Linked DNA regions of Homo sapiens: regions 2 and 3 are each linked to region 1. A link is an interaction called in ENCODE POLR2A ChIA-PET data of the cell type or tissue named here. Cell type or tissue: GM12878. All regions are shown on one strand. Links, peaks and the distances in the headings refer to the core of each region. The heading gives the core; the rest is flanking DNA.

What was found. ChIA-PET counts read pairs that join two places held together with the same protein. Peaks named below come from ENCODE experiments on the same cell type or tissue, not always from the same donor. Only the 100,000 strongest peaks of a DNase experiment are listed, where the experiment ranks them.
Region 2: POLR2A ChIA-PET joins it to region 1 with 5 read pairs; 4 of 35 experiments call an interaction of 5 or more read pairs at or near these places.
Region 3: POLR2A ChIA-PET joins it to region 1 with 8 read pairs; 1 of 35 experiments calls an interaction of 5 or more read pairs at or near these places.

Annotation. Positions count from the first base shown.
Region 1 is chr4:163,740,083-163,748,567 of GRCh38, reverse strand. The region is part of intron 4 of MARCHF1 (membrane associated ring-CH-type finger 1); the gene reads left to right. Among named protein-coding and RNA genes, the nearest start is that of TMA16, 250 kb to the right of the region's middle. In GM12878, for the core only: no CTCF peak of the experiment used is centred there; a DNase peak (open chromatin) is centred at 3,547; H3K4me3 peaks cover 464 bases; H3K27ac peaks cover 1,550 bases.
Region 2 is chr4:163,662,988-163,671,472 of GRCh38, reverse strand. The region is part of intron 5 of MARCHF1 (membrane associated ring-CH-type finger 1); the gene reads left to right. LOC107986325 (a long non-coding RNA gene) reads right to left here and starts at 4,098. Exons shown (of 3, transcript XR_001741915.3): 1 at 4,024-4,098. RefSeq lists an enhancer at 7,175-7,254 and a silencer at 7,865-7,914. In GM12878, for the core only: a CTCF peak has its summit at 5,723 (motif pointing right); a DNase peak (open chromatin) is centred at 7,432; H3K4me3 peaks cover 366 bases; H3K27ac peaks cover 3,890 bases.
Region 3 is chr4:163,586,937-163,595,421 of GRCh38, reverse strand. The region is part of intron 7 of MARCHF1 (membrane associated ring-CH-type finger 1); the gene reads left to right. Among named protein-coding and RNA genes, the nearest start is that of TMA16, 96 kb to the right of the region's middle. In GM12878, for the core only: a CTCF peak has its summit at 7,288; DNase peaks (open chromatin) are centred at 3,651 and 7,421; H3K27ac peaks cover 2,791 bases.

The DNA of each region.
Region 1 (8,485 bases), core at 89-8,088:
AGCAACTCAGAATTATGCAGTAAGCTCTTCCCTGTTGGCATGCAGCCTGATCACTTGAGGAACAGTGAATCAATACCAGCTATCCCCAGTATGACTGTAGTTTCAATGCAATACCTTTAATTATGCCAGCGAGCTTGTGGGATCTTTTTTTTTTTTTTTTTGGTAGAAATTAACAAGCTGATTCTAAAACATATATAAAAATACAAAGGACCTAGAATAGTTAAATGTAGCCTTTACCTCATTCTCTTGTCTAGTCAGATATTTGTTAGATGTTCTCACTCAGTCATCTGTGGGGGATTGAACAGAGTGGTGGGAAAAACTATAGGGAAAGGACGCAAATCTTCTGAAAGATCAGAAGGTTCTGTAGAGCCCCAGGGGGAGAATAGCTGAAGGTAGCTGTTCTATAACCCTGAGGCAGAGGGCAAGGAGTAAGTACAAGGGAATGTGGGGGAATGTATCCTTAACAGGCTTGTTTACTTATGTTGACCAGGAAATGACCTTTGACCATCCAGGCACATGACTTTCCCTGAAAGGGGAACAATAAATGTTAATTACCTACAGGTTGTGTGGGCTCCAGGTTTTTGGCATTGTACCTGCACTGAATAAAAGCAAGCAGCTCCAGCTTCTCGGGGCTGCTCTCTGGCCACTAGAGTCAGACAGTCACCTAGCTGCTCTTATACCGCATACCTGTGTCTGAGTACTCATTTCATCCGTTGGCCAGGGTCCACGGGACAGACCCAGCAGTTGTCCAGGTCTCTAAATGTCTTTGTTATATTTCTTTCTGTTTTCTGTATTCTTTGTAAATTCTTTCACTGTATAACTTTCAGCTAACTAATTCTCTTATCAGTGGCATCTAATTTATTGTTATGTGAGTTTTTAAATTTCAGTTGTTATATTGTTATGTTATTTTAGCTCTAGAAGTTCAATTTGGTCCTCTTGTTCCATTTTTCTAGGAATCTGCCTGATATTTTTTCCTTCTTGACTTATATATTCAATCCCGTCATTTATGTTATTAAACATTTTGAGCATATGGCTTGTCTCACACTACCAGATTTCAAAGGCTTTGCATGTCAAATTCAACTGTCAGCAAATTCACTGGGTCTTACATGATAGCTTGTTTTCTTGTGAATTTCGAGTTTTGACTGTGAGCTTATATATCTTGGAACGTACCTGTGGGAATTATTTTGAGACCTAAACGGGAGTTCCATCAGAGAAAATTTATATTTGTTTCTGCCAGTACCTCGGGTCACTACAGCTTGGGATCACTTTACAATAAATTCTCAGCTTGAGGTATTTTGTTCCAGTCAGCTAATGTAGATTCAGGCTGGCAATAGTTACAAATTCTCAAAGGAGAATATTTTTCCCCTCATCTAAGTGTCATGGTTTGTGAAAGACAATTTTCTTTGTAGTACGGTGAAAGGACATGAAACATTTCCTTTTTGTCATGACACTGACAGTGCAGCCCCTTAACGTTGCAGATTATACATTTCTCTCCTATTCGACGGTACCATTGGCAGACCCTGAACTTTGTTCCCTTTACCTCAGCAAAGTGTTGTACTAGAAACTGCTGATCAAGTTCACCCAGCTTTGAAAATGTGCTCAAGATCAAAGACAAGCTTCAGTGGTCAACTTACGTCTCCGGATTTGCGCTTTCATTTAGTTTTTAGCCTCTGAGAAAGGAGCCTCAATCCCCAAAATTCCCTCACTGCTGATACACAATGATGAGGATGATGGCTCATGAGGTGAAGTGATTCCATCAGCTTATGGGTAGCACGATACAGATGTCAGTCACATTAGCCCATATTTCTAAGAAAACAAAGCCTCAGTCAAAATATTACATGCTGATATATTATCAGAATGTGTTTCCAAAAAAATCATGAAAAAGAAAATGGAGGCATGGGAAAAGGGAGAGCAAAAAACCAGAGTGTGCGAACAGGATACTGCAGGAATACAAAATGGTACAGCCATCATGGAAGTCAGTTTGGCTGTTTGTTACAAAACTAAATATAACTGTTATCACACCATCCAGAAATCCATTCGTTGGTATTTACCAGCATGAGCTGAAAACTTATTTCCACAAAAAAAAACCCTGCACATAAATGTTTGTGTCAGCTTTATGCATAATTGTCAAAACTTAGAAGCCACCAAATGTCCCCGCTGGGTGAATGGATAGATAAGCTGTGGTACCTACAGACAATGGAATATTATTCAGCGCCAAAAAGAATGAGCTCTCAAGCCATAAAAAGACATAGAGGAAACTTAAATGCACGTGACTGAATAAAAAAGACAATCTGAAAAGGCTATGTACTGTTTGAGTTCAACTACACCTATTCTAGAAAACGCAAAACTAGATAAAAGTGAAAAGAGCCATGGTGTCCAGGGATTAAGAGGAAGGGAAGAAAGAATAGGCAGAGCACAGAGAATTTTTAGGGCAGTGAAACTGCTGTGTATTATACTGTAAAGATGGATCTATGTCATTATACATTTGTCCAAACCCATAGAATGAACAACACCAAGAATAAACTCTAATGTAAAATATAGACTTTGGGTGATGTGTCAGTGTACGTTCACTGATGTAACAAATGTACCACTCTGGTGGGGGGTGTTGATAATGGGGGAGGCTATGCACTTGTGGCAGTAAGAGGAATATGGGAAATCTGTGTGCTTTCCCTTCAATTTTACCATGAACCTAAAACGGCTCTAAAAAATAAAGTCTCTTTTTTTTTTTAAACTATAAGACTATGCATTACTAAACTGACCAGCTTCAAAACAACCCAGCTTCTGTAAGGTGAAAAGAAATTCCTAAACTCCTCGGAGGAAAGCAACAGTGCCATCCATGCAGGATGCTCACTTGCTTTTACATTGCTAGCTCCTGGGAGTTATCTCATGGCATGTTGTTGGATGAGCAATTGGAGAATGTAAATTTTGATTAGATGTTTTATTGTTTGAGGGTAAAAGGTGAGGAGATAAGAGGGATCCATATTGAGCTATTTGAGAACTGCTTCTCAGGACTCAGTATACTTACCTGCTAGCTGGAGTGTGTCCCTGGCGCTCCTCCAGCATGATGACCTCATTCAGAGCTCTTCCCTTGTGTATTTGTATCAGCGGGGTCGAGTATGTTACCTACTACACGTGCCTTAAAAAACAAGCATGGTGGCTGGGCATGGTGGCTCATGCCTGTAATCCCAGCACTTTGGGAGGCTGAGGCCGGTGGATCACAAGGTCAGGAGTTCAAGATCAGCATGGACAAGATGATGAAACCCTGTCTCTACTAAAAATACAAAAAAAAATAGCCAGGTGTGGTGGTGGGCACCTGTAATCCCAGCTACTCGGGGGGCTGAAGCAGAGAATGGCTTGAACCCAAAAAACAGAGGTTGCCATGAGCTGAGATCGTGCCACTGCACTACAGCCTGGGTGACAGAGTGAAACTCTGTCTCAAAAAAAAAAAAAAAGAAAGAAAGAAAAAGAAAAAACGAGCATGCAACACTTCTTGGCACTCTCTTATGAAAAGTTTCACTTCTGGCGTGAGATTGCTAAGCTGTTTAAAATAAGTAAGCTACAGTTTGGTGTTGGTTTTGTTTTCCCTTTTGCTTTTGGTCCCTTGGGAGCACAGAGCCTAATTTTTAGGCCTATTTAGTAGGGAAAAATGTATATGGACTTAAGGTCTATTTTTCATAATTTCTATATTATATTTCTCTCTTTTATATCTTTAGTCAATATATTTTCTGGCTCTATTTTATTTTCAATTTTACTGTATTTAAAATATTTTTACAGCTTGACTCAATCCTGTGAAATGAGGCACATACATTAAAGGATATAAACACACATATGTAAAAGGATAATTATTTGTTTTACAAGGAAAAGGTGTAACATTTTCTTGTAAAATCTGACTTCACTCTCTTCTAATTTATAATGTAAGCAATGCACGATTAAGAAAAAAGTGCTCTGTAAATATTCCTTATTTGACAGGTATTATTCTGGACACTTATATTTATTTGACACTTACACACTATTTACCAACAAATTAAGTATGTTTTTCCATTTTATAGACAAGTCACTGAAGATCAGAGGGCTTAAGTAACTGCAAATTCCGATTGACTCAAAAATACAGACTTATTCTAATACATGGTGCTGACTCAGATACCTAGACAAGGACATGAGGAGATACTTACTATATAAGAGGTCCATTGCAATCTGATGAATAACTTTCTATTTTTCCATGCCTTTCATGGGATGTGTGGACTTCTAATACAACTCTGCACCTAAAATATGGAAATAAATATGAAAAACCTAACCCTGAGGCTTTCCCCTAAAAAAAAATTGGTTCGAAAATGCAGATAAAATGCCGTGAAAATTCAACCAGTGGGTCCTTGGAAACCTTGTCTTGGCGAAATAAATGCACACAGTAATAAATTGATCACTGTCCCTGTGAGTAAGTTGAATGCAGTCACTTTGAAAACTGCTCCAGCACCTGCTAATGGAATAGAAACTGATTTGAAAATAACAGTCCATTTCCAAATTTAGATTAATATTTTATGGAACAACTACATTTGAAGTACTTCTCACTTCTCACTAAAACCGAGGTGATTTATTGCAAACACCTAACCAGTGCTGGAGCTGTAGCCAAACTGTGTTGTCATACAATTGAGAGTATAAGTTGTGATACAAAATGTCTATTTCAGTGCCAATTTCTGGGTATTTATTTTTTAAAATCTAAGAAAGATTACTAATTTCAGCAAATTATTTAGCTCTACATAGCAAAAGATGGTGTATCTCCTAGCTAACACGGTGAAACCCCATCTCTACTAAAAACTCAAAAAAATTGGCCAGGCATGGTGGCGGGCGCCTGTAGTCCCAGCTACTCTGGAGGCTGAGGCAGGAGAATGGCGTGAACCTGGGAAGCGGAGCTTGCAGTGAGCCCAGATCGCGCCACTGCCCTCCAGCCTGGGCGACAGAGCAAGACTCTGTCTCAAAAAAAAAAAAAAAAAAAGATGGTGTATCATCTTTCCATTGCTTGTTAATTTAATTGAATTTGCTTAAACAGAGAAGCGAATTAGGTGTGGGTAATTAGTGTCCACTTTATACATTAACTTTACCATAATCAGGTACGGTGGTAAAACGCTCAACGTTACATTTCTCTCATAGAGCATCTTATTGGGTTGCCCCTGTTCGTTGGGTTTAATCTGAAAACAATCTTTAGATGCTTGGAAATTCTGCCTCATACCACTCTTCTCATCTGCTTATCTGTAATGAGTATATGAGAGCTGGGAATGAGTAAAAGCAGTGGAACTGTCCTGGCAGTTTTAGTGCCACATCAGATAATTTTATAATCTTTTTTTTGACCCTCTAGTGAATGCCCAGTGTTAGTCAACATTCCAGACTTTACTGTTGTTTCCTTCCAGATTCAAGGTTGTTCTTCACCTCTGTCCTCTTCCCCCAGTAGCTCTTCTAAAATTGGAATCAAGGATATTGTTTAAAGCAAATGCTTTAATTTTTCATAATTAAGAGCAGATAAGCTTTGCAGAAACAAGTGCTTAAAGCTGTACTTAAATAGCAATAGTTCGACTATTGAAATGTCAATTTTTTAGTTTCAACCATTCAAAGAATTCAATTCCAGAGATAATATGAAGAAATTATTCCCAACTTTAAAATGGTATCTTGTCTCATCTACATATTCTTTAATTAAAAACCAGTCCATATTTGGCCCCTAACAAAATCAATTGGGTGATAGTTTAAAATACAGATTTGTAGGTGCTATCTTAGATCTCCCATCTTAGATTCAGAATCTTTGGTATTCCAGTACTGGGCGTACCCATAATTCCAACACACTGGGAGGTCCGGGTGGGAGGATCATTCCAGCCTAGGAGTTCGAGACTAACCTGGACAACATAATGAGACCCTGTCTCTACAAAAAATAAAAAAATTTAGGCAGGCATGGTGGTGTGCACCTGTGGTCCAAGCTACTCAGGAGGCTGAGGCAAGAGGATGGCTTGAGCCCAAGAAGCTGAGGGTGCAGTAAGCCGTGATCATGCTACTGAATTCTAGCCTGGGTGATGGAAGGATACCCTGTCTCAAGAAAAAAGAAAAGGAAAGGAAAGGAGAAAAGAAGAGTGAAAGAAAGAGAAAAGAAAGAAAAGGAAGGAAGGAAGGAAGGAAGGAAGGAAGGAAGGGAGGAAGGAAGGAGGTAGCGAGGGAGGGAGAGAGGGAGGGAGGGAGGGAGAGAGGGAGGGAGGGAAAGGGAGGGAGAGAAAGGGAAAGAAGAGTTAATCCCTTTTAGTACTAGCCAATAATTGACTGCCATATTTGTTTGACATCATTCAGTCTGAGGAAGAGGAATTAGAAGAAAGTGAGCACAATCGATGAACACAGATCAACTGGTGGATGTGGTAGAAGATCATGGAGTATTTCCCTAAGCCAGTGGTCCCCATGATTTTTGGTTATGCACCATCATAAAAAAAATTGCAGACACACCCCCCAATGTGCCTATATTTTAAAAGATCATTTAAAAATGCATATGCTACTGTACTACTTTATTCTACACATTGTAAGGCATACACAAAAATAAAAACTTCAGATGATGAGACTAAACAAATTAGTAGAGGTTGCACAACTTTGTGAAGGAAATTAAAATAACAAATTGTATGTTTTATATAAATATACATATTATCATAATGGAAAACATTAAAATGTGTTAGAAATAATTAGAAATAATATTGCCTCAGTTCACAATGGCTAGTGAACCCTGTGACTTCGCTGGAGATATCAGAGAAGCTTGAAGAAGAGAGAACAGAGATAACATAAAAAAGACAACACACTCCTTATCCTCTCTATTTCAAGCCAGATATCCTGTGAGACAGAATTCCACAGGGAATTGTCTGTGACACGGGAAGGAAAACAATATATAGTACCAGCTTTGTGATCTTGGGCAAACACGCAGTTGCTTAAACACGCTGATATTAGGTTTCCAAATTTTTTTTTTTTTTTTGAGACAGAGTCTCACTCTGTCACCCAGGCTACAATGCAGTGGCACAATCTCTGCTCACTGCAACCTCCATCTCCTGGGCTCAAGCAATTCTCCTGCCTCAGCTTCCTGAGTAGCTGGGATTACAGGCATGTGCCACCACGCCCGGCTAATTTGTATTTTTGGTAGAGATGGGGTTTCATCATGTTGGCCAGAGTTGTCTTGAACTCCTGACCTCAAGTAATCCACCCACCTCGGCCTCCCAAAGTGCTGGGATTACAGGCTTGAGCCACCACACCCGGCCTGTACACATACAGGTACTAACACATCAATAACACTCGTAATCAATTAAACCATAAAAGCACAAGTAAAAAACATAATTGGGGTAACAGAACAGTGTTCCAAATTTAGCCCCCTAATTTTACATATAAGAAAATTGATAGTGATTTTAAATTATTTACCCAAGGTTGCATAACTAGTAGAAAAGAATTCAGTTTAGAACCCAGTTTTCTGACCCCAAAAGCTATGTATTTTTACATTTCACTGTGTGCTACAAAGACTAAGTAGACAAAAGAGCCACATAGACAATAAGGAGACTATAGAGAAGGTATCACAGAAGGACAACATGCAACCTGAAGAGTGTAAGTGGAAGAAAGGAGAGGTCCATATTGACAGATGTTATTCTTAAAAATGGCAAGGGCTCTTCTTTGCAGCAGATGACATAAAAATGTCCTTTCCTGTGGTTGCCACTATGTATCTTTTGTGAACTATGAGCTCTAGAGTTTCTTCATTCTACTATTCACCTACTCAGTAAAAACAACTCAAACGCATTACCTTAACATGAAATTATGTTGGAATATAGTTCTCCATGAATCTTTTACATTCCTGCAGATCTTGCTAACATAAGTGCTGTTTGTGTTCCATACTATCTTTGTAAGAATGTTTATATAGTGAAGATCCTTCGAAGGGAGACATAGTATACAGTAAAGGGCAGGCATACTTACTGGCCAGTATAATTAACTTGGTTCCCTAAACTCAAGGTTTCTCCCCAGTTACACAACCCACTGAATGTATAGACATCACCTGGCCCTGTACCCTATTGCTCAGTGGTGATTGGGCCATGAAGAACCAGCACAATGTGACACTCTGGGTACTGCTATTGCTATAAGTAATAAACTGACCTTATCTCTGACCCATGATTCTTGTGTCCTCTGCCCACATCATGAAACTGTGGCAGACTAACTTGATAGCTTGCAAGTAAGGTAAAATCTCACTATGTTCACAGTTCTTGACAACAGAAAGGATGATATAAGCTAGGACCGGTACTGGGACTAAAACATATAATGGTGAATAGCATGTGTCCTACACTGAGTGAGGTCAGGTTAGAGCAGTAAGTTAGTGGGAGGTTGGGGGATTAGGAGGACAGGGGATGGAGATAGGTAGTTTTACAGTGCCATCTGTCTTATCAAGAGCTAAAACTCTGCTCTCTCAGCTGGCATAATCAAGTCTCTCATTTTAAATAAC
Region 2 (8,485 bases), core at 388-8,387, 77 kb after region 1:
GCTCTTTCTGAAAGTAAGTCGGATAACTATTATACTCTGCCTTTACCAGATCCCTTGTTCAAATTATAAATCTCTACTAAAGCAAAATTTTGGCAGCTATTCCCGTACTGTGAGTATTCTGCTTTTGAAGTAGACAGAGTGCTGATTCACTCAACTTAGTCCATCTCAGCCTTTGCACATCTTGCTAGTAATTACATTTTCCTGAAAATAAAAGGCAGATTTACAGAGAAATGGCTGTAGCCATCAAAAGAGATAAGACACAAGAGCCTTTGTAACAATAAATAGTGATAGTGTTGTTTTCATTCATCTCATCCATTTATAAGTCTAGGTATTAGATCTAAGAGAAGATACCCTCTGCATCCAACTGCTAAAGCAGGGAACTGGGCAAGGAGCTACATCCTTCATCAACTATCCAGTCAAATGCAAGGGAAAGGGCTGAAGCAGCAAGCAAATGAACTCAGAAGAGGTGAAATCAATGAATTTCATGTTCTTTCCATTACCATTTGCTAGGTCAGCCTAGCTATCCTCATGGTCAAAGATTAATAAACAGAAATAAAAACAAATTCACCATTGCTAGGCACTACAGGAAGCTAAAAAGGAAATACTTGAAGATTCAGAAAAAAATAAAAGGAACACTTACAGTGATTTACTACCAAAATAAAAACATTTGTGTTTCTCGATAAGTATTGTATTCCCGGCTCCTAAAATCTTTGTATGACAGATGGTCAGCATTCAATAAATATACATTGAATTAGTGAATAATCTTTTAGAAAATGATTCCATATCCTCAGTGGGTGGCAAGAAGTCTTTGAATCCATAAAGCATGAATGTAAGGCTATAGAAAGAATAAACTGAGACCAAAAAATATATAGAGAGAGAAAGAGAGAAAAGAAAAGAAAGCAAGAAGGCAAGCAAGAAAGAAAAAAACAGAAACAAAAGAGAAAGAAATGAAAACAATGTACAAAGTAAGAAAATATGAAAAATGAAAGTGCAATTGAGGGATTAATAGATGCGTGTAAATAAAATTTTCCACATATATAAGAATTTTTCCATAGATAGATAGATAGATAGATAGATAGATAGACAGACAGATAGATAGATAGATAGATAGATCCTACTCTAGGTCTATAATTTGTCTTTTGATGTCATGTTATTTTTTAATAAACAGAAATATTTATTATATAAAAAAATCTCTCTCTCCCCCCATGGCCCCTTCTTCCTGGTTTCTAGTTTTTATGTCTGACTTAGAAAAACCCTTATCAAACTAAAATTATCTTTCTGATTTTCCCTAATTTTATATCATATTTTTAATTTTAATCTTTTTAACCTAACTGAAATTTTTTATTATGTCTGATGAGCAATTTGTGTTTAATAAATGATATTAAAGAAAGAAACTTTGGAAGAAGTCACTGATGGTGGCTTGTAATTACAGACTAAGTAATTTGGATCATGATTCCTTCCAAAGACATCTTAAAAGCTGAAAAATTATAAAAATAATCTCTTTGTAGGCTTTGGAGAATTAAGAAGATGGTGAGAAAATAGTGGGCAATGATCCATAAGAAGATAAACATCTCAGGCCGGGAGCGGTGGCTCACACCTGTAATGTCAGCACTTTGGGAGGCCGAGGTGGGCAGATGCTTGAGCTCAGAAGTTCAAGATCACCCTGGCTAACATGGTGAAACCCTGTCTCTACTAAAAATACAAAAATTAGCCAGGTATGGTGGCAGGTGCCTGTAATTCCATCTACTTGAGAGGCTTAGGTAGGAGAAGTGCTTGAACTGGGGAGGCAGAGGTTGTAGTGAGCCAAGATTGTGCCATTGCACTCCAGCCTGGGCAACAGAGTGAGACTCCATCTCAAAAAAAAAAAAAAAGATAAACATCTCAAACATCTCAAAAGAAGACCTTGGCATTTGGGGCTACTTTTCCCTAGAGGTATTTACCAATTTTGGAAGTAGGAGTCCAGGACCTGCCCTCTCAGAGTCCTGGAAAATACACCCTGCTTTCAATGTTTCTTCCAGCCTGAGCCCAAGGATTAAGTGTTAGCAGGAAGTAGTGGTGCTTCACGTCACCTGCAGATCATTTCAAATTTCAAATTATTTCAATACCTAGAATAGAATTAACAAGATTCCAAATTAATAGTGGTACTACTTGCTTGGCATGAGCAAGCCTAAATTCTCACTTTGCCTCAAATTATTTCTGAGAAGCACTCTTACTAATAAAAGGTCAAATGATAAAAGATAACTAGGAGTACAATGAGACAAGACAATAAAACCAGAGCCAAGTCAGCGTTCACTCAGAAAAAGAAAGACCAATGTACGTACTCCAGGTATAAAGTATTTAATGTAAGAATTCGAGGCTTATGTCAACCCTGGAAGATCTGCAGAAACGAAAATCTGAGAAGCTTCCACTGAAAATCACTCAGCTTGAAGCACCAGAGAAGTGCTTAATAAAAGCAGCTGTAATTCTCCAGAAGTTCTCAGAAGCTCCATGAACTTTCAGTCTGCAGAACTGAAATGGATGGATCTCAAGGACTCACCAGAAAGCCACTGTGAATCTCAGGTCGGCCCACACACCTAGCTACAAATGCCTCTGGAGAATAATGACTTCTTTGACTCCTCTACCTCCCAAATCACTCCCAGAGGTCTCTCACTTAGCAGTAGGTAGGAAAGGGAATTTTGAGAACTGTGGTCCTTGGCTCCTTTTCTTGGATTCTGCTATATTTGGTTTTGCCTTTTGGAGATACTACCCCAAGCCATATTTATGCTTTCAACTTACCTTATTTGTGATTAGCCTGCTCTAGTCTCACCACCCAGCTCTTTACTGATGCTGTGATTCAACAATAATTAACATGCTCTGCTGTTTATCTGTCATCAATACAGTTTCCATCCCACATGTATCTGGTAAGGTCTTGATCTTTCCTAAAGACCACCCCACTTGTTATATACTCTAACTTTTCCTTGCCCATTCTACCTCCATCTCCTCTTCTTCCTTCTTAGAATGAGTCATTCTTTTGTGCTAGTCTCTATCATGTATGTGCAACGATCCTATTGATTTATTATGAAATAGTATTTTTTCATTAATTGTTTATATATCTACTTCACCTATAAGACCATTCTTGAGGGCAGGTACTTACTATGTCTTTCTTACTCATTTTCTTTATTGGCACTTAGCTCTCTGCCTCACTGAGGTTAGGATCCCAGCAGTTCTCTTGAATGAAATTCACTAATTCATTGCCAGCTTGGCAGTGAAATTTGTGAAACTGGATGTTTGGACTATGCCCACAAAACTGCAGTAAACTTTCCCCAAAGAATGGTAGTCTACATCACAGAGAGTGCTATAACTGTATCATGATCAGTTGGTCATATGTTGATGTCAAATAAACAGCATATTTCAATCTCTAAGTGCCAATATTGTTTCTAATGAGAAATAGCTGGCAGATTGTGATAGGGACCATGTACACATTCATTCTAACACAGATCTTTCCAAATTTGCTTTTTCAAAAGCAGGACCGTAAAAATCATACTTTTTATTAAATTTAAGTTTGGCAGCCAGGCGCTGTGGCTCACACCTGTAATCCCAGCACTTTGGGAGGCCAAGGTGGGTGAATCACTTGAGCTCAGGAGTTCAAGACCAGCTTGGGCAACATGGTGAAACCCCATCTCTACTAAAATTACAAAAAATTAGCTGGGTGTGGTGGCACACACCTGTAATTCCAGTTACTCGGGAGGCTGAGGCAGGGGAATAGCTTGAACCCAGGAGATGGAGGTTGCAGTGAGCTGAGATCATGCCACTGTACTCCAACCTGGGTAATAGAGCAAGATCCCATCTCAAAAAAAAAAAAAGTTTGTATAATAATGGACATTATGCAGTGGTATAACCAGGTAAAATTCCCTAAAACTGACAGAGATCTCCCCTGGAATATTCCATTATTCCAGAGACTTCTCACATAATTCCAATCTTAACTGAAGATTATGGAAAATAAATGTGTTTATTTTGATGTCAATAAAAGGTTTTATGACTCACATGTTCAATCTGTAGAACACTATTTTCAACATCTTCTAATATATATGGTATTTTTGTTGTTGTCGAAGATATCACTGTAAGGGAAAAAAATCAAATGTAGTTAGTGATTTAAAAATGTGGTGCTTTTCACTTGTTGGTGGGTCATCTGGTTCTAGCCTTGCAGTTTCAGCCAAGAATGCAGCTTGAGTCATTTATGATAATGCCACGCTCCAGCACAACTTCTTTTTGCCACCTGCAGTTCAAGAACCTCACCTTTCCTCCTGAATCTAAAATAAAAGTTGAAAATATAAATTTTTTTTTAAAAAAAGAACTTCATGATGTGCCTTATCAGAATGTCTGCAAGCAGTCACACTGCTGGATTTTTTTAGAAAATATTTTGTACCCAACAAACTACTAGCTTTAAAAAAAATACTCTTGAACAAATTTTTTGCTGATAAAATTTCTCCCGTATTATTTTAGCCACCAAATATTAATTAAACAACAAAGCAGGGTATAGATAGAAGATTAAAATGGTCCCTTCTCTCAAAAAGATTAGAGTCCTCAGAGTCCACGCATAACACAAGAACATCAAAAATGCAAGGTTTTTTCAGTTTTAGTGTCATTTCTATTTACCTTTGTTAAGCTAGAATTCTAAATTGTTTTTAAATTACATTTTAAAATGGGAACATATAACTGTGGTTAGAAACAGGAAGTATAAAGCAGAACCTTGAAGTCTCCTGAAAATAGGCCAAAAAAAAAAAAATCTGAAAATTTCTTGTGACAAGACATCTTCTGTCTGATCCTACTGTTCCCTGAAAATAAACTGAACAATGAAGACCATGATAAATGTTCTATCCATTCATTGAGAGTAAACACAGCAGTCAACTCAAGAAGGATGAGCTATTGCTATTTAAAATGGTTGTTTTATATTTATGGAGATGCAAATGGTGTGTTTGAACATGTACTTCCTTAAAAAATTCTGGATAATAAGTGCATGAAATAATCCCTATTGCTGCAACATTTAAACAGCACTGACACTGGGAACTTTTGAGGGGGTTGGGTGTAACTAAAAAGTGGAAGAATTGCTTAGGAGCAATAAAATAAAATGCACTTTTTTACTGCTCAAATACTCCTTCAAAATCAGTTTCAGAATCACCTACAAGATGAAGCTCATGTAATGGAAAAAATATATATTATTATAAAGCCGTATGTTATCAAGGTCAAAACTTTATCAAACCACGTGATAGTATCAAATGACACGTTATGGTTTTCAGAAGACTCGTGAACAAATGGTTCAGATGCTCTGGTTAACCAAGTACTTTAAAACTAGACAGAAGCAATGATATTAATGACTTGGGCCTTCTATTGAGGCTTGTTCTCCATATTTAGAGTGATGATGTATATACAATGCTTAACAGTAATTAAAGAAGACATTTTCAACTTCCCACAGGAGAATTTTAGTGAGCACGTCTGCATGTGGCATGAACATTGATGGTTGCCTGAAGGGGCGTAGAAGTGTTACCCATTGTAACCCACTGGGTACAGTATCCTCCTCAGCATTCATCCAAAAACTCTAACCTCTGAGAGATTATCTTGGTATGCCCAATGGAGGAGTAAAACTAATGGCCTATAGTTATTAAAAAGTAATTTAATATGTTTTTAGACAAATGTATAATAAAATGGGAAGTATCTTTGAGAGTTTATTTATAACACTGATTTATTCTGTCTGAGACAGTAGATGGCAGTGGTCAGATTTCTACTTAGGGTTTCACTATTCTTTGTTATGAAAGAAAACAAAATTTCACAACAAAAGGGAAGACGATGAATAAAGGGGACTAGTTCACAGTTGACCTTAACAGGTTTTTATTTTCTTAAGTGCTATACACGCTCCATCAATATCTTCACACGAACACTGACTGTTATCACATATGTAAAAATTGTTGTAACAAAAGTAAATTACAGTGTTAGTGGAAGAACATCATCAGTCATCTTTAATGCCTAAAAATGCACATTGAAAAAAATCTTTTTTTAAGATGGAAAGACTAGACAGTTCCTCTAAGTCATCCTGCCATAAGAACATCTGAACTTGTAGGCCATAGCTAATGAAGTTCTCACCCAAAGCAAGATCCCATTTTTGGCAGCATTTTCGGCATCTCTCTTCAATCATATCCTTGAAAGAACCTTTTACGCAATTAAAAAACATTGTAATTTGCATTTGTATCATTATTTTAGTCTACATTACTAAATATTATGACATCAAGAGTGACATGGGAATTTTCCCATATACTAAAATTCAGAGACAGAATCAATTTGCCTTAATTCTGTGGACTGTTCTGAAATTGCTAGAATCAGAGCCATAGCATTGTGTCCAGTAACCAACATTAAGATAGACCCAGCGGAATTACAACCTTTGTGTGCCTTAGACACTTTTACCTTGGTAGACCCCTCCTCCAAAAAAATATTAAAATTGTATTTTGTGACTATTTTAGCATATAGCTAAATATAATCTAATCTGGGTTCATTATGATATGTTCATTTTTATTATATTAATTTTTCTAATTTTAAAATTAAAATCAATATGCTTTCTTGGGCCTTTGAAAATATCATAGGCCCTAAGCCCTATGTATACTGTGCCCACTAAATATATTGACCCTGCTGATAGAATGTCTTTATTGTAGCCTATGGTTATTAAAAAGTAATTTAATATGTTTATAGACAAATTTATAATAAAATGGGGAGTATCTTTGAGAGTTTATTTATAATGCTGATTTATTCTGTCCTAAGCCCTATATATAATGTGTCCACTAGATAAATTGACCCTACAGATACAATGTCTTTATTCTAGCATGTTAGGAACTTAAAACATGATTTTTAGATTCAAATCCCCTCCTTACAGAATCTGGCTTGTTCCTAAGTAAGTCTGAGGGCAGCTGAGTTCTCTGTAGGTGGGGCACTGACTGGCTAGGGTGTTGGGGAAATCTCCTCCATTTCTTCAAAGAAAACATTTTAAGTTTCATCTCTTTTATATTTAAGCATTCTTTGTCATGTTTAATTTGGAAAAAGGGGCCTCTCTGCCTTAGAATTTTTTTTGAAAATCATTGATATGAACTGCATACATTATTTTAAAATAGTATCCAGTTACTGTATTTCAAAGTATCTTTTCATTAACTTGATCTTCTGTATACATCTGGGAATGTACTGAGCAATCTGTTCTCAGCAAAATCATTATATATGCTGTGAAAATTACATGTGGGAGTACATTTATTATTTTCTCAGGAAAAGGCAAATAGAGATGGTCTTACACATGTTCTTTGCTTTAAACTTCTTCCTGTTTGTTTCTTAAACATTTTGTCAGGCTTTTACAGCATTGAAAGTGCCTTTAGATTCCATTGCCTATGAAAAATAGGGTAGTGAGAGTACTCGGTTTATTTTTCAGTGTCCAACCTCCAGTTAGACAATGCAAATTCATGTATCACAGCTGATTGCATTTGTCAGCTGTTTGATGTTTTTGGCAGTTTTTTTTTTTTAGCTGCCCCATTTTTTCAAGTACATGAAAGCTTTGACATAACTGTGTTAATAGCTCAAAGTTCTGATAAACAATCTAGTAGTAAGAGGCTAATATTAAAGCCTAAAGATTTTTAGTTTCTATCAATTTTTATATACTTGATTCTCACTTCTGAATATGAGATCATAGATATTAGCATGAGCTTATAGATATTAGTCTATGTTGAAATCAGAAAGTTTCAGACATAGAAGAGATCTGGGGACACAGCATGTTGGAGAGAGCACCGCGCCAGGAGAGACGTGGCCTTAGCCCTGCCACCTATTGCTCACTCTTGGGTTAGTCATTTATCCTCCACAAGCTTCAGCTCCCTTGCCAGTAAAACCCATGATTGCAAAGATGAAAATAAGACAATTAGAGACAAGCAATGTTGCAGACGAGATGATCCAAAATCATTCAGAATATAAAAACATAGAAATGCTAGATAAAAATATAACAAATGTCCTTATTTATACTCAGCTGTGCTAGGAAAAAGAAAAGAAAAATCTCCAGCAGTGAGAAAGGAAGAGAGAAACATAAGCCAGAGAAATTGGCCTGAGAGCTGACAGTGTGGCTGCCCTGGGGGGTGGTCAGTTGTGATCATCTAGTGGCAAGGGTGTCAGTGCCCAGGCAGAAACAGAAGATAAAGCAATGGGCCTGAGTGGGATGTACACTTAAACAGCCCTAAATCTAAAAAAAAAAAAAAAGATGATTTAAAATACTATAGTCTCTGTGTAAGCATCCACTAGGAAAAAATATCCAACTATCCACACAGAGAGATAAAAAGAAGCTTGACTTTTTATTTTGGCCTGAATTCTGTGTATACAAGAAAAAACAAATTCTCTGAGTAATGTAATCACAGACTTATATTACACTCCAGTTAGAAGGTTAAATTTGTATTGTTTGCATGACCTGGGAATCCCCTAGTTAAGAAACATTTTT
Region 3 (8,485 bases), core at 388-8,387, 150 kb after region 1:
CCTCAGCCTCCCAAGTAGCTGGGACTACAGGCACATGACACCACACTCCGCTAATTTTTTTTTTATTTTATTTTTAGTGAAGACAGGGTCTCACTGTGTTACCCAGGCGGGTCTCAAACTGAGCTCAAGCAGTCCTTCTGCCTTGGCCTCCCAAAGTGCTGAGTTTACAGGCATGAGCCACTCACTGGCTTATACCATATTTTCTTTCTCTATTGATAAGTTGATGGACATTTAGGTTGTTTCCGTAGCTTCACTCTCAAACTGAGCTCAAGCAGTCCTCCCGCCTTGGCCTCCCAAAGTGCTGAGTTTACAGGCATGAGCCACTCGCTGGCTTATACCATATTTTCTTTCTCTATTGATAAGTTGATGGACATTTAGGTTGTTTCCGTAGCTTCACTCTTGTCAATAATGCTGCAATGAACATGGGAGTTCAGATACCTATCTGAGGTCCTGATTTCAATTCTTCTGGATACTTAGACGTGGGATTGCTCGCTCATATGGTATTTCTATTTTTAATTCTTTGAAAAACCTCCACACTGTTTTCCATAGCAGCTGCACCGTTTTTATTCCTAACAGCGTACAAGGGCTCCAACTTCTTCACATCCTCAGGAGCATTTATCTTGTTTGGGTTTGGGTGTGTGTGTGTGTGTGTGTGTGTGTGTTTGTGTTTTGATAATAGCCATTCTGATGGGTGCGAGGTGACATTTCACTGTGACTCTGATTTGCATTTCCCTGATGATTAGTGATTTTGAACACCTTTCTATATAGCTGTTGACCATTTGTATGTCTTCTTTGGAGAAATGTCTTTTTAGCTCCTTTGCTCATTTTTTAATGTAATCTTAATTTTTTATTTAAATTATGTAGTGGGTTCCTACTCAACTAAATACAATTAAAGTTAGTTTGTGTGTGTGTTTGTGTGTGTGTGTGTATTGGCACTGGTTGAGGGAAATACCAGGCTCTGTGTAATCTTTATTTTTCAGCATGATATCTCCCTACTAAAGTAATTAATTGTATTATTATATCATATAATAATAATGTGGTATTATTGTATATACTAAATAAATATACTAAATATATACTAAATATTGTATTTAGTTGGAGTAAGAACTTTCATGCTCTTTTCATACTTGGCCACATAATGTTACCAAATTACCCAGTCAATCCTACTTCTAAGCATTGACTGAAAACATCTTCTATGCCTAGTATATTCTACCAACATCCTTCTCCATCTGCCATAATTCTACCCCAGCTTCAATTCCAATTCCCATGCCACATCTTCCATTAAACTTTCTACCCTCCCCCGGTCCCCAATCTGAGATGATCTTTCACTCCTTTGCATACAACAGCACTTGACATGGCACACATCCCATTTTAAATGTATCCTGTCTAATTTTGCAGTTGTCTGATGCATAAACTGTCAATATAAACTTCTTAAAGGAAAAAGACTGAGACTAATTCATCTTTATATTTACCATAGGACCTTATAAAACCTTGCATATATACATAAGCAACAAATTACTTGTTGACTGAATGAATGAATGAATGAGTGAATAAATGAATAAAAGTTGATCATTCTTCACTCAATGTGGTTGGAACTGCTGTAAAACATCAGTATTTTGTACTTACTTGCCTTTGTAGAAGAATTCATATGCAAAGGCGTATTTCTAATTCAATGCATTTTTGGTTATCTGTAAATAAAGTGCCTGCTTTGTCAATTATCCATGGCAACTTGAGACTTTCTTTGATGTAATGCTCAGCCAGATAAGATTAATGAGTGGACAAAATTGGAAGGAAGTCATGGTTGAGGATGAGCTTAGAAAAATTCAAACACCTAGCCATCACAAAAAAAAGATCAGAAAATCAGTTTGAATTAAGAATTTCTGCCACATGCAGAAATGAAAAAGGCTAAAAGGTTATAACTGCATAATTTTTCTGATAGCTGTTATTATGTATATACAAAAGCCTTCTCCTGTATCTGACCATATATATTTCTTTGATTATAGCTACATATTAAAGCCAAATGAGTTTTTATTATCTGTCCCTTTGTTTTGCCTTTTTACTTCAATGTATGCAGCTAACAAAAATTTAGCCTAATAACTGTAAGCACATTTGCTTAGAAATATCTCTAGTTTAATTTTGTCAGTCTTACAAATGCACCCAAAAAGACCTCAAAGCTGATATAAAATGAATATTTATGACATATGCAAATGTAGAGAAAATCATAACCTTCGGATATTCGTTCAATATATATTATCTATTTACTTATCCACAAGTCATCAAAATTGTAAGGTAGGATCTGGAAAGATAAATGGCACTGGGGAACTCATTTCCTTTATGCAGAAATACATGGTCCTCTGAGCTAACCAATGAGTATAGAGAGGGCAGTAAAGCGATGGTTAACAGGGAAGGGATTATCCTAAAAGATGCAATCCAGCTTTTGATTTCTCCTGATTTGGAGGATTTGGACAGTCTGAGCTGATCTTAAGATTGCTAGATATACTGACTGGGACTCCTAGGGGCTACACACATCAATAGAGGGAATGGGGGAATCTTAATGTGTTTCAAGAGCCCATGGAGACCTCTCAGATAGTCTTCAAAGAGGCTCCGGCCCACTATGAGACTGAACCACTAGGCTAGATGATAATAGAATCTCAGTGGGAATCCTCAGTCCCAAGCAGAATTTAAAGTCCTAGTATCAATGGCATCGAACCATCTCCAGAGGGGATGAGACACCCAAGAGAAGCAATTCCAATAGAATCTTCCCAATCCATTGCAGAATTCAATGTCTGTGAATTCAAATAAGACTTGGCCTCCTCTGCTTTCATTATTGACCAAGCAAGGTGATCATTATCTTCTTCTCCACTGTTTTCCATCAGTGTGATGTCTGGTGGTGAAAAAAAAAAAAATGTGGCTGATTACTTGCGACTCTTGGATCAGCTCCAGGAATAGAGTTAGGAAAGCCAGGGACATTGCCATGTCATTGTCTTTGTTGTTGATCATTCCCTACAGCTCTGTGCAGATGGTCTGAGGTTTTGACCAAGTCAGTGGTGACAAATTAGGGCATGAAATTAAACTCAGGAAGTCATGCTATGTAGCAGCTTTTTTGAGTTGAAAATATTCCTTTGAGAAAACAAAACACTTTTAAAAAATCACATATGTATGAAGAACTGTCACTCGTCTGCACATGTAAAAAAGAGTACATATTCAGAATGACAAAACTTATGATTACAAAAATGGTATTATCTGTTGGTAAAATATTTTTATTCTTATGTCATGATTGTATTTTGAACTTGAGTTTTCAAGGTATTTTAAATCTCAGGCTGAATGATGGCTTAGGATATTTATCTTCGTTTCTGTTAAGGAAACCTTAGAAATCTGGCTTATAATGCCTTTTTGTTTACAGTCCAAAATTGCTTGCTGTCTCCATGTCAATAAGAGTAGCTGCAAACAGCTGTTAGTCTGAATGATATTAACTACTGTCCATCTTGTTCTCTATTTATGAAGTATGTTACTTCTCCTTTCCACTGCAGATCAGTTTGCTTGACTTCCTCTGCTGCTCAGATAGGGTATAAAATTGTTACACCTCAATTCAGTTCCTCAAATGCAAATTAAAGAGTTCATGGTATATAAAAGGATCACAATTTCTCACTTTCACTGTAAGTGAATTTTCCCGAAACATAAACAAAACACTGGTCATTGGTAACAACTTCTGAGAATTGCCATATGATCTGACTAAGCTGGCTTTTTTTGGTCTGTGCTCTGTAAATGTTTAAATAGAAGCTTAATGAAAGCCAGTCCATTATGGTCTAGTGCTTTGCCATCTTTAGCCTGACTTCTTAACATTCTCATAACTTAAATTACTCTGAATATCAATACAAATCCACAAAAAGATCCTGCCCCCATAAAATTATTAAACATGAATTTATTCAGCTCATAATTCCAGAACTTGTGTAAATGAAACAGTTAACAAACAGCAGAGACTGTATCTGTGTGGTATAGGCTTTAAGAGCAATGACAGCTCAAAAAATAGGAGAGAGCATTGTAGGGAAGGAAAAACTAGGGGCTGTTTAATTAGGGATGTGAGTCTGAAATTTAGATGAGTCTTAATTTAGATGAGGCATTATTAAAAGAGGGAAGGTGTCAAAGGTATGAAGAACATACTTGAGGAAATTCTCAAAGACAGACTTTAATATAGAGAATGCAATACACTCAGGAAATAATCATCTGACCATTAATTTTAATAAATACTACTTTTAGTAGACTGTTATGCAGTAAAATGGGACAATAGTGGTCATAGACTGTTAATAAGGATTAAATTAAGTGATCAATTAAGTGACAATAATTAATTAATAATCATATGAAATAATTGATTATTAATAATTATTGTCACTTAATTGATCACTTACTTTAATTCTTCCTAATAGTCTATCACCACTATTCTCCCATTTTACTGATGATGAACTTGAAACACAGAGATTAAGTAATTTAACACGTATAGATGGGCGGAACTACAAATATAATGCTGATTGTATTTTCAATAGCCACACCAGTGTTTCCCAACATTTTTTACAACACGCAGAACATGATAACATTTGTGAGTCAACCAGGGTGAATGGACAACACACCCAAGACCTCAAAACTGCCCTCTAAGCTAACAGGAATCAAGATCTTGGCACAGCAATAACTTATTTGTGGCAAAACCCACAGCTTATTAGCTGTTAAACTCTGTACGATGCCACTGTGGTTGTATGTCAGAGATTCGTGGAAAATATGCCTGAATAGGTAAGGTAAACTCAAATTGTACAAGCTCATATGAAAAGAAGGTGAAGCAATTTGGGTTTATATGATTGGTGATAGAGTTCTTGAAGAGTGGCAGTATATTAAGAGGATCTAAATAACTGCATATCTTAAGAATGATTTCCTGATGGAAGGAACACAGTCTTAAAGATACTTTGTGTATCTGTTGACAATTCAAAACCACTAGAGAAATTGCTGTGGGGATGAAAAGGAAGAAGATATGAAAGACACTGAGATGTCTGATTTTCTTTGCATATAGCAAAAACCAAGAAACTGTGCAGGAATGAAATGACTATTGAGTGAAAGAGTTTAATAATTTCCAGCGTTGCATAACACTATGGCCCTCACAAAGATTTTTTTTTTTTTTTTAGTGATGAGTTTAAAAAAAAACTTATGAAGAAAAAAATATGATTCTACCAGTGCCAGGAAACCTTGGCAAAGGATGGGGGCAGGGAGCACTAAAGACCATTTTAAGATATGTAAGACCCAAAAAAGACCCCTACTTTTCTTAAAACTCAAACATTAAAGCAAGAGATGTGAAGCACACACACACACACACACACACACCAAAATCTAAAATTTAATTTGCTGCATAGCGTTATGTGGTCTGCTATTCACAGATAGCTAGAAATAATGTAAAAGTAAGAGTTTATTCAGTCATAAATGGTAAAAGTCTCAACATATGCTGACTGGATTGCAAGCAGACTGGTAAAATACTAAAATGCCAGTAAAATCTGTGAATTCAGCTTGTATGTAGCTGTCACTAGGTGACAGATACCAATGTGGATCACCAATAATTTTATAGAATCATTCAGTTCCCAAGCCCCAACTTCCCATCAGGTAAAAATGTACCAAAATTACGAATATTTTGCCATGCAATTTTATTACATTATTGAAATCAATTTCTCTACACAATTATTCGGCTGGAAAGGCATATTTATGTTTTCATTGCTGTTTCCATTTATAATTCAGCGATTGTGATTTGTGTGAAGTATATCAATTTAGGAATTATTTAATTCTTTCTTTAATGGCACGATCACATTATTTTTTATTTCTAGTAGATATTTGAAGTTGATATTTAGCTTTTAAATTTATTTAGAACAATCTCAACATGATTTGAAAAGACTCTTGAGGTCCAACTTGAGCCAGATAATTTGGAAAAATTTCAAAATGCTAAAAATATATAAAAATAAATCATGTGAAATGGGAATGAAAAATGAACCAAGTTTTTGATTTTCCCTATGGGAAATAACCTTAATTTTATGAGAAAATGATGTTGTTAGTGGTGCTTCAGGTAGTAGTTTTAGCAGAAATTTTTAAAAAGGACTTTATGAGACATAAGAAGCTGGACGATAGTAAACTGGTCAGGTCACTTTGAACTCAGTAACCAGCAAGGTCTCTGTTTAAAGCAGTTTATGAATAAATTACTTTTTCAATGTCAATGAAAAAATCAGAGCTGCAAAATCTTTTTGGTGCCTGTAGAGCATTTGACACAATCTTTTTTTAGTGATGAATTTATCTGATAGCATTACCTGCAGTTTTTTTTTTTTTTTTCAAATAAGACATTTTGTTCATGGAAGCAACAGGAATTAATGCCAGGCCAAGTGGGGTTTTCGTTTTTATTGTGTGTTTCTCTGTGTACTTTTACTTCAGTTTTATTGTTAATTGCAGAGGTTAGAGTGATTTATTTTGTAAAATTTGTTTTTATTATTGTCAATAATATTCATACATTGTCTTTAACTCAGAATCACGTGTGTGCTTTAAGACAGAGATCTATGACCATTTTCTGAAAGGGTCAGATTGTAAATATTGAATTGAATCATTTACCAGATAGTAAATGTTTTAGTTTCTGCAGCCAGATGGTCTCTGCAGCAACTACTCAACTCTGCTGTTACTCTGCAAACACAGCTCTAAACAATAGATAAACCAGTGGGTGAGACTGTGTTCCCATAAGACTTTATTGATTAAAAATATTCAGTGAACAGAATTGGGTGTTAGTTTACTGACCCCCGGTTGAAGAGATTTTCTTTTTGTGGAGGCAGGAGATGGATGTCCAAGGAGTTAAGAAATATCAAACTCTTATTGTCTATAATTTATTAGATTTTAGTGGCTCCAAAAATAAATATTACAACTTAATTAGGTGTTAGAGAAGCCTCTATTTACTTTTCCTGGCTGCTTTTGTAATAAGTCATATTTTGTTGACTGAATTCAATTCTATTCAATTTACATCTACTGAGCATCTATGCTATGACACTAAACTGGCAACAAGCATGACACAAAGTGTAACAAGTCCAGTTTCTGAGGCCTAGGTTTGGAGAGAAGCTATTTCAGGTTTTTATATTAAAAATAGGCACTCAGATAATTTTTAATTTTCCCTTAACATATTGGCCTTTCATATGTGGTGCTATACCCAATGTGGCTGCTTCCTAAGTCAGTTCAGGGGGAAGGGGACATTAATACGGACCTTCCCTGTGTTCTCATCCCAGCACTTCCACCCCGGGACTTTAGATGGCAGTGTTCCTTTTTGCTCACTTTATTTTTACTTAAGAAATTCGTTCAAAATCCTGGTGTAGTCTGCCATACTGTTTTACTTTGAGGTCTCTGGCAATGTTGGGTTTCAGTTCCTGTATCTTTCTGCACTATCTGAGTGAGCAGCCATTTCATTTCCCCTGGGGAGAGAGCAGATATATCTGTATCTATATATACTTTATACACTTTAAAGGAAAGAACAGTAGCAGTGATTCATACATTCTTCCAGCCTGCCATTGTGACTCAGCTCAAAAAAAGCAATTATGTAGATTTTTTTAAAAAGTTTAAATGTTACATTGCACATTTATGTTGCATTTTGTAAAATTTTGTTTTAGATTCAGGAGCTTCCTGTGAAGGTTTGTTACATGGGTGTATTGCATGCTGCTGAGGTTTGGGCTTCTAAAGTTCCCATCACCTAAGTAGTGAACAAAGGACTTCATAGGTAGTTTTTCAAACTTTACTTCCCACCACCCTCCCCCGCTTCAACAATCTCCAGTGTTTATTTCCATCTTTGTGTCCCTCTGTACATAATATTTAGCTCCTACTTATAAGTGAGAATATGCAGTATTTGTTTTTCTGCTTCTGTGTTAATTCACTTAGGATAAGGGCCTCCAGCTGTATCCATGTTGCTGCAAGAGACATGATTTCATTCTTTTTATGGCTGCATAGTATTCCATGGCGTAAATGTGCCACATTTTCTTTATGCAGTCCACCACTGATGGGCATCTGGATTGGTTCTATGTCTTTGCCATGGTGAATAGTGCTGCAGTAAACATATGAGTGTATATATTTAACAGATTTAAAGCAACATTTCTAATGAAATTTATTAGCCATGTCTAACTGCTGGTTACATCATTCAGATTATTAAAGGGCTGAGATTTGAATTCACCAGCTAAAGTTATGGGAGACTTGTCTCATCCAAAGAGAAAAATAAATTGCTTTTTAAAATCTGAATATGAGATAAAATGATTTCAGACCATAAATCTGTGAAACTAGAATTCATAGTAGTTCAGAAACAAATTCAACTCAATTCATTGGTAGATGTATTTATTAGCATTTTTAAACAATAGGATTTTCTGTACTCAAATTTTATGTAACCAGTGATTTTTGTGATTTTTTTTAGACAATGATGATTATTGACAGTTTAGACCATTTGTTG